Regions from separate parts of the Homo sapiens genome. Here region 2 is linked to region 1. A link is an interaction called in ENCODE POLR2A ChIA-PET data of the cell type or tissue named here. Cell type or tissue: IMR-90. All regions are shown on one strand. Each heading gives the region's core, and the rest is flanking DNA. Links, peaks and the distances in the headings are about the cores only. Region 1 has its middle 69 kb from the start of ALOX12. Region 2 has its middle 4.8 kb from the start of CLEC10A.

The links. Peaks named below come from ENCODE experiments on the same cell type or tissue, not always from the same donor. Only the 100,000 strongest peaks of a DNase experiment are listed, where the experiment ranks them.
Region 2: POLR2A ChIA-PET joins it to region 1 with 5 read pairs; 2 of 35 experiments call an interaction of 5 or more read pairs at or near these places.

The regions. Positions count from the first base shown.
Region 1 is chr17:6,925,016-6,929,418 of GRCh38, forward strand. It overlaps the pseudogene SPICP3. Among named protein-coding and RNA genes, the nearest start is that of ALOX12, 69 kb to the right of the region's middle. In IMR-90, for the core only: no CTCF peak of the experiment used is centred there; a DNase peak (open chromatin) is centred at 2,456; H3K27ac peaks cover 298 bases; H3K27me3 peaks cover 447 bases.
Region 2 is chr17:7,082,800-7,087,202 of GRCh38, forward strand. No RefSeq gene overlaps it. Among named protein-coding and RNA genes, the nearest start is that of CLEC10A, 4.8 kb to the left of the region's middle. In IMR-90, for the core only: no CTCF peak of the experiment used is centred there; no DNase peak of the experiment used is centred there; H3K27me3 peaks cover 325 bases.

The DNA.
Region 1 (4,403 bases), core at 209-4,208:
TTGTTGATGCACAGTTAAGTTGATTCTGTAACTTGCTATTGTGAATAGTGCTGCAATGAACATGGGGTATAGACATCTCTTCAACAAACTGATTTTAAACCTTTTTGGTAAATACCCAGAAGTGGGATTTCAAGATCATATGGCAATTTTATGTTTAGTTTTTTGAAGAACCTCCATACTGTTTTCCATATTGACTATACTAATTTATATTCCCACCAACATTGTACAATTGTTCCCTTTTCTCCACATTCTTGACAACATTTATCTTTCATATTTTTGATAAAAGCCATTCTGACCAGTATGAGATGATGTCTCATTATGGCTTTAATTTGCATTTCCCTAATGATTAGCAATATCGAGTATTTTTCATTATATCTGTTAGCCATTTATATGTATTCTTTTGAGAAATGTCTTTATCTCTGGAATGCAAGGAGGGTTCAACATATGCAAGTCAATAAATGATATGCCACATTAACAGAATAAATGACAAAAATCATATGATTATCTCATCAGAAGCAGAAAAAAATTGACAAAATTCAACATCCCTTAACCATAAAAACAATCACCAAATTAGGTATACAAGAAAGGTAGCTCAACAATAAAAGCTATCCAGAGATGCTGACAGCTAACAGTGACTCAGCAGTGAATAACTGAAAGCCTTTCCCCCAAGATCTGGAACAAGACAACAATGCCCACTCAACATGGAATTGGAAGTTCTAGACAGAGCAATTAAGCAAGAAAAAGAAATTGGCAATAGATTTAACCAAGGAGACAAAAGACTTATACAACGAAAACTATAAGGTGTTGATGAAATAAACTGAATAAGACACAAATAAATGGAAAGATATTTCATGTTCATGGTTCAGAAGAACTAATATTACTAAAATGTTATACTACCCAAAGTGATCTACAAATTCAATGCAATCCCTATGAATATCCCAACATCACTTTTCATAGAAATAAAAAAAAAATCCAAAACTTCATATGGGGCTGGACATGGTGGCTTACACCTGGAATCTCAGCACTTCGGGAGGCCGAGGTGGGAGGATCACCTGAGATCAGGAGTTCGAGACCAACCTAGCCAACATGGTAAAACCCCATCTCTGCTAAAAATACAAAAATCAGCCAGGCATGGTGGCACTCACCTGTAATCCCAGCTACTTGGGAGGCTGAGGGACGAGAATCACTTGAAGCTGGGAGGCGGAGGTTGCAGTGAGCCTTGATTGCACCACTTGCACTCCAGTTTGGGCCATAGAGTGAGACTCCATCTCAAAAAACAAAACAAAACAAAAATTCATATGGACAACAAAAACCTCAAACAACCAAGGCAATCATGAACAAAAAGGACAAAGCTGGAGGTATCACACCACCAGATTTCAAAGTATACTACAAATCTATAGCAATCAAAACAACATGGTATTGGAAAAAAAAAAAAAAAAAAAGACAGACACATTGACTAATGGAGTGGAATAGAGAGCTTGGAAATTAACCTACTACTATACAGTCAATTGATTTTCAACAAAGGTACCAGAATACGCAATAGGAAGAGGACAGTCCCTTCAATAAATAGTGTTGGGAAAATGAAATTTCCACCTGCAGAACAATAAAATTGGACCCTTATCTCACACCATATATAGAACTAAAAATCAAATTAAAATGAATTAAAGATTCAAACGTAATACCAGAAACTCTAAACTTACTGGAAGAAAACACAGGGAGGAAAAACTACATGACACTCTCTGGGCAACGGTTTTTTGGATGTGACCCCAAAAGCACAGGCAACAAAAGCAAAAATAGACAAATCAGATTACATCAAACTAAAAAGCTTCTGCATAGCCAATGAAACAACCAACAGCATGCAGAAACAACTCACAGATTGGGAGAAAACAGCTGCAAGCCATACATCTGACAAGGGATTAATATCCAAAATACAGAAGGAGCTCCAACAACTCAATATTAAGAAAACAAGAAACCCAATTAGAAAATGAGCAAGGGACCTGAATACACATTTCCACTAAAGTTTTTAAGACATAAACATACTTTGGCATAAACACTGTATTATATGCAATTACTTTTTGTAAATAATTTTTGTAAAGCCATCAGATATATATCCAAATGATTTTTCACCTGAGTGTAAGACAGGAAAATGTTTAAATTAATACATAAATCAAATCATCTGCACTGGCATTGTTAACCTAGAAGAAAGTGGCTGCATAGAGAATAGTAAAAGCAAGGATATTTAGTCCATACTTTCAAATGGGGCTTGATGATTTGAAACAACAAAGTTGTTCACTGGCAGAATTTCCCACCAAGTCTGTATAAATTATGTGCTATTTGATAAAAGATAGCCTGAATGAAGCTAATTTTTTTATCTTCAGTATTTGCTTTAAGAGAAAAATCCTGAAGCTTGTAGGGATTTCTAATGCCAAAAAAGATGATGAAATGGGAGAGTATATTTAGCAATCATGGTGACTAAGCTCATGGTAACTGGCATATGTAAAATTTTAGTTTGCATTCCAATTACTTAAACTGAGATGTTCTTGATCAGTTGAACATACTGTGAGTAGACGATCTCTTTCTCAGAGAAACAAGATGGAGAGATCTTCAGAGAATGGCCCCACTGAAGCTCATTGGTAAATGAGCTTTCTCCAGATTTTGTTGATTTCCTGAGTTTTTCCATAATTCCTCAGTTCCCTGGCCATTTTCTGATAGACCATGGTCTTCCTATTGCCCTTTCTTATTCCTCAAAGTTTGGCAAATTTTTCTTCATTTTTTGATACAAACTGGAAACTGCCTTTGGTTTTATCTACTTACTGAATGCAGATGCCATCTTGGGATTATACTGAGATTTGTGAAGTTATTCAAACAGTCAGAGAAGCTTCCCGCCTTGTCCTCCCTGTTGCTGGAAAACAGCAGACTGCACCAGCTGGCTTTCAGTTATGTTCCACAAAGATCAATGAATGGTTCCTTCAAAATAGAAGTCTGCAGCATTATTTATTAAAGTTCTCCAATTATAAATAGATTCCTCTGTAAGCAACATTCCATAGCAGTTGGAATCTCCTCTGACATGGGTACAATCACTGATGAAAACCAGGTAAGTTTTGAAGATCTCCAGTTGAATGTTGCCTCAGTACCTCAAAAGCATCTTCAAATGCTTGAGCCAGCTTGTCTCGTTCACACAAGTTATGCTTCACTAATAAACTGATGATTCTGTCCATCAGTGCCCAATCTAGCATGTACTTGTAGATGTGGAGATAATCTTCCCTCCTCTGAAACACACATCTGCACTCCCCACCACCCACTTTAATTTTGTTAAAGCAGTTTTGAGTTGGGTTTCTGTCATCTGCAAAGGAAAAAGTCCTGAGTCATTTATACCTAAGAATCAGATAATTTAAGTAACAGGCTCTAACATATGAAAATAGCTGAGATAGTGTGGGGTGCAAAACAGAGAGGAGATAATTATTCCCATCCCTAAATAATATTTGAAAAGTTTTGTTATACAGTAGAAATGCAACTGGCTATCCAATGATTTGTTAAATCTTTGGACTCAGCCCCAAGAAAAATAGCAAGATATTGAACATTACTTGTGGCCTCAAATAATATTATATGAGAAAAGCAGAAGTTCAGTCCAAGCTATACTATCTAAAAGCAGAGAGGGAATAATGAAACTTCATTTTTTAGAAAAATCTTTATACCCATACCTTGCAATCCTTGAGGACTGGGAGTCAGAATTTGAAAAGGCCAAATTCTGCATCCTAAGCTAAAATTTGTGAAGACAAAAGCAAAGAGATAAAGAAATACCATACTAAAATATTGGGAAAGAAATTGAAAGGGACACAACAAAATGAAAAGATATTCCAGATTCACGAACTGAAATACTTAATATTGGTTAAATTATAATACTACTCAAAGCAATTTACAGATTAAATGCAATCCAATTACATTCTCTACAGAAATAGAAAAAAATCTTAAGACATATATGGAACCACAAAAGACCCCAAATAACCAAAGCAATCTGAGCAAAAGGAACAAAGCTGGAGGCATTACACTACCTGACTTCAAATTTTACTACAAAGCTATAGTAACCAAATCAGTATGACACTGGCATAAAAACAGACAGAATAGACCAATGGGACAGAATAGAGAACGCAGATGTAAATCCACACATTTACGGCCAGCTCATCTTCAACAAAGGTACCAAGAACATATAATGGGGGGAAGGATAGGCTTTTCAATAAATGGTGCCAAGAAAACTAGATAACTATATGCAGAAGAATGAAACTGGATCCTTCTCTCTTACCATATACAAAAAGCAAATCAAAATTGATTAAAGATTAAATCTAAATCCTCAAACCATGAAACTACTAGAAGAAAACATTGAGGAATCACTCCAGGACATTGGT
Region 2 (4,403 bases), core at 313-4,312, 160 kb after region 1:
GATAGGGTTGATTTTTAATGTCCCTCAAGAATAGGGCATGTATTAGTCCATTCTCACATTGCTCTAAATAAATACCTGAGACTCGGTAATTTATCAAGGAAAGGGGTTTAATTGCTTCGTAGTTCTGCAGGCTGTGCAGGAAGCATGGTGCCGGCCTCTGCTCAGTTTCTGGGGAGGCCTCAGGAAACTTATGATCATGGTGGAAGATGAAGGGGGAGCAGGTGCCTCACATGGTAAGAACAGGAGCAAGAGAAAAGACAGGGGATCAGATTTTAAATGACCAGATCTCACGGCTGTGCGCAGTGGCTCACGCCTGTAATCCCAGCACTTTGGATGGCCAAGGCGGGCGGATCATGAGGTCAGGAGATCGAGACCATCCTGGCTAACACAGTGAAACCCTGTCTCTACTAAAAATACAAAAAATTAGCCAGGCGGGGTAGCGGGCACCTGTAGTCCCAGCTACTGGGGAGGCTGAGGCAGGAGAATGGCATGAACCCAGAAGGCGGAGCTTGCAGTGAGCCGAGATCGCGCCACTGCACTCCAGCCTGGGCAACAGAGCAAGACTCCATCAAAAAAAAAAAAAAAAAAAAAAAGACCAGATCTCACGAGAACTCCCTCACTATCATGAGAACAGCACCAAGGAGATGGTGCTAACCATTCATGAGAAATCCATCCCATAATCCAATCACCTCCTACCAGGCCCCACCTCCAACATCGGGGATTACAATTCAAGATGAGATTTGGGCGGGGACACAGATCCAAACCATACCAGAGTGTCAAGAAAGGCCTCACTGGGAAGGTGATATCTGAGCAAAGTTTGAAGGAGGTAAGGAAGCAAGTCACAAGGGGCTCTGGCAGGAAGAGTGATGCAGGGAGCGGGCAGAGCAAGTGCAAAGGCCCTGAGGTGGGAGAACGTCTGGTGTGTATGAGGATCATCCATTTGACAGACTTGCCAGAGATTTTATAGAGAAGTGAGTCAGGGAGGAGAAGAGTAGATGAGCGATGGGGGAAAATGTGAGCCTTGTTGGCTGTTATTAAGGACTTGTTTTTACTCTGAGTCAGAGATGCAGACTTTGAAGGGGTTGGAGCAGAGGAATGACATAACCTGACATATGTTAACTGTAACGGTGTGGCTTTTGTGTTGTGAATTTGATGAAACAAGCTGGAAACAGAGAGTCTAGGTAAGAAGCTGCTGTCATATCCAGGTGAGAAATGAGGTGGTCAGAAGTGTTGTGATTCTGGATATATTGTGAAGGTAGAGCAGACAGAATTTCGCTGATAAATTGCTTGCGGGTTTCATGAAAAAAATAGTTCTTCTAGTCCCCAAAATAAACTAAACATTGAGCATTTTCTATAAATTGCTGACTCCCTAGAAAAACAACTCTAACCCTGATGTTTGCAATGCTGACGCCTGGGTAGGTCATGACCTTTCGTGCATATGAAAATCATGTGAGAAAAGCGCTGGGTTTTGCCATCATGAGTAGACTGATAAAAACGTGCTCACAATGGTAATCTTGGAGAATTTCCCTTTCAATACTTGTTGTGGTTTTAGTTTGGCAAGCCTGTCCTTCTAAAGCCTGATTTATTTGCCAGGTCTTGGCAAGCAATCTTCTTTTCTTTCCTAAATGCTTCTGTCCCTGAGACCCCTTTCACTGTTGACAATGATCGTTTCCCTCTTCCGCCACATTTTCCGCAAATTCTTACCCTCTCCTAGAACCGCTACTGGTCAGGACTTTTTTTTTTTTTTTTTAAGCTAGGAACAAGAGAAAGCACGCTCGTGCCACCAGTTCTCCATGAGATTCTTCCAGACCATACAGAAAGACAAGTGATTGGAACATATGAAGGTTGAAAGGGAAAGAGAACTGTCATTATTGGTAAATGACATGATTGTCTACTTTAAAAATCCAAGAGAAACAGCCCCTCCTGGGCTCAAGTGATCCTCCCGCCTCAGCCTCCTGAATAGCTAGGACTACAGGCATGCACCACCACACTAGTTAAACATTTTACTGTGTAGAGAACAGATCTCACTATTGTTCCCCAGCCTAGTCTCAAACTCCTGGCCTCAAGCAATCCTCCCACCTCAGCCTCCCAAGGTGCTGGGATTACAGGTGTGAGCCATCATGCCCAGCCTGTGTTCTCTTCGATAATTTTTATAGTTTCAGCTTTGATGTGTGTCTATGATCATTATGAATTAGATTTTTTCATATATATACAGTTGTTCCAGCACCATTTATTGAAAATACTTTTCTCCATTTAATTATTTCTACCTATATAGTTGATAGAATTCATCAGAGACGTCATCTGAAACTGGATATTTTCTTTGTTGAAAGATTTTAAATTGTGAATTTATTTGAATTCAGGAAAGTCTGTTCAGATTTCCTATTGCGTTTTTAGTTTTGGTAATGTGTATCTTTCAAGTAATTTTTCCATTTTATTCTATTTATGGGCAAATTTATTGGCAAAAAGTTGTTCATATTATCCTTTTGATGTATGTAGGAGCTGTATTTATATTTTCTTTCTTTTTTTTTTTTTTGAGATGGAGTCTCACTTGTCGCCCAGGCTGGAATGCAGTGGCGCCATCTCGGCTCACTGCAAGCTCTGCCTCCCGGGTTCACGCCATTCTCCTGCCTCAGCCTCCCGAGTAGCTGGGACTATAGGCGCCCGCCGCCACGCCTGGCTAATTTTTTTTTTTTGTATTTTTAGTAGAGACAGGGTTTCACCATGTTAGCCAGGATGGTCTCGATCTCCTGACCTTGTGATCTGCCCGCTTCGGCCCCCCAAAGTGCTGGGATTACAGGCGTGAGCCACTGCGCCCGGCCTTATATTTTCTTTCATTCTTAACACTGGCAATTTGGGGGTTTGTTTGTTTGTTTTTGAGACAGAGTCTCACTCTGTTGCCCAGGCTGGAGTGCAGTGGCATGATCTCGGTTCATGCAGCCTCTGCCTACCAGATTCAAGAGATTCTTGCGCCTCAGCCTTCCAAGTAGCTGGGATTACAGGCGTGCGCCACCATGCCCAGCTAATTTTCGTTTTGTTTGTTTGTTTGTTTTTTGAGACAGAGTCTCGCTCATTGCCCAGGCTGGAGTGCAGTGGCACGATCTCGGCTCACTGCAAGCTCCGCCTCCCGGGTTCACGCCATTCTCCTGCCTCAGCCTCCCGAGTAGCTGGGACTACAGGCGCCCGCCACCATTTTGTATTTTTAGTAGAGACGGAGTTTCACCGTGTTAGCCAGGATGGTCTCGATCTCCTGACCACGGGATCCGCCTGCTTCGGCCTCCCAAAGTGCTGGGATTACAGGCGTGAGCCACCACACCCGGCCAATTTTCGTATTTTTAGTAGAAATGGGGTTTTACTACGTTGGCCAGGCTGGTCTCAAACTCTCAGCTTTAAGTGATCTGCCCACCTTGGCCTCCCAAAGTGCTGAGATTACAGGAATGAGCACTGTACCTGGCCAACACTGGCAATTTATGTCTTCACACTTTTTTTCTATCAATTTTATCAATTTTATTGATCTTTTCAGAAACAGTTTCTGGTATAATTAATTTTCCTTGTTTGTTTATTTCATTGACTTCCGCTCTTATTTTCTTCATGTTTGTACATTGGATATAAACATCTTTTTCTGGTCTCTTAAGGTAGAAGCTTAGATTCTTTGATTTTTGGCCCTTTCTCTTTTTCTAGTATAAGCAATGAATGTTGTAAAATTTCATCTAAGCATTGTTTTGAATGCAGCATCTTCTCATTTTCTTTTTGTTGTTGTTGTTGTTGAGACGGAGTCTCGCTCTGTCGCCCAGGCTGGAGTGCAGTGGCAGCGCTATCTTGGCTCACTGCAAGCTCCACCTCCCGGGTTCACTCCATTCTCCTGCCTCAGCCTCCCAAGTAGCTGGGACTAAAGGTGCCCGCCACCATGCCCGGCTAATTTTTTGTATTTTTAGTAGAGACGGGATTTCACTGTGTTAGCCAGGATGGTCTCGATCTCCTGACCTCGTGATCCACCTGCCTCGGCCTCCCAAAGTGCTGGGATTACAGGCGTGAGCCACCGCGCAGGGCCCTCATTTTCATTCAGTTAAAAATATCTTCTAATTTATGGTTTCTTTTTTGATCCATAGGTGATTCAGAGGTATATTGTTTAATTCCAAAATATTTGGATTTTTTTTTCCACTTTTTTTGTTATTGATTTAATATATTTAATATTTAATTCCATTTTGATCTTAGAAAATGTATTATTTTTAGCTTTAAACATTTATTGAGGGCTTCCAGTTCCAGGTAAAATGATGGAAACACATTCCATCCTTTCTGTCCCATTGAATACAACTCTAAAATGTGGGTAGAATATATGCATCAGCTTATTGAAAACCCTGAAAAATGAATTGTAACATGTTTGTCATAGAAAAACACCAGAATTT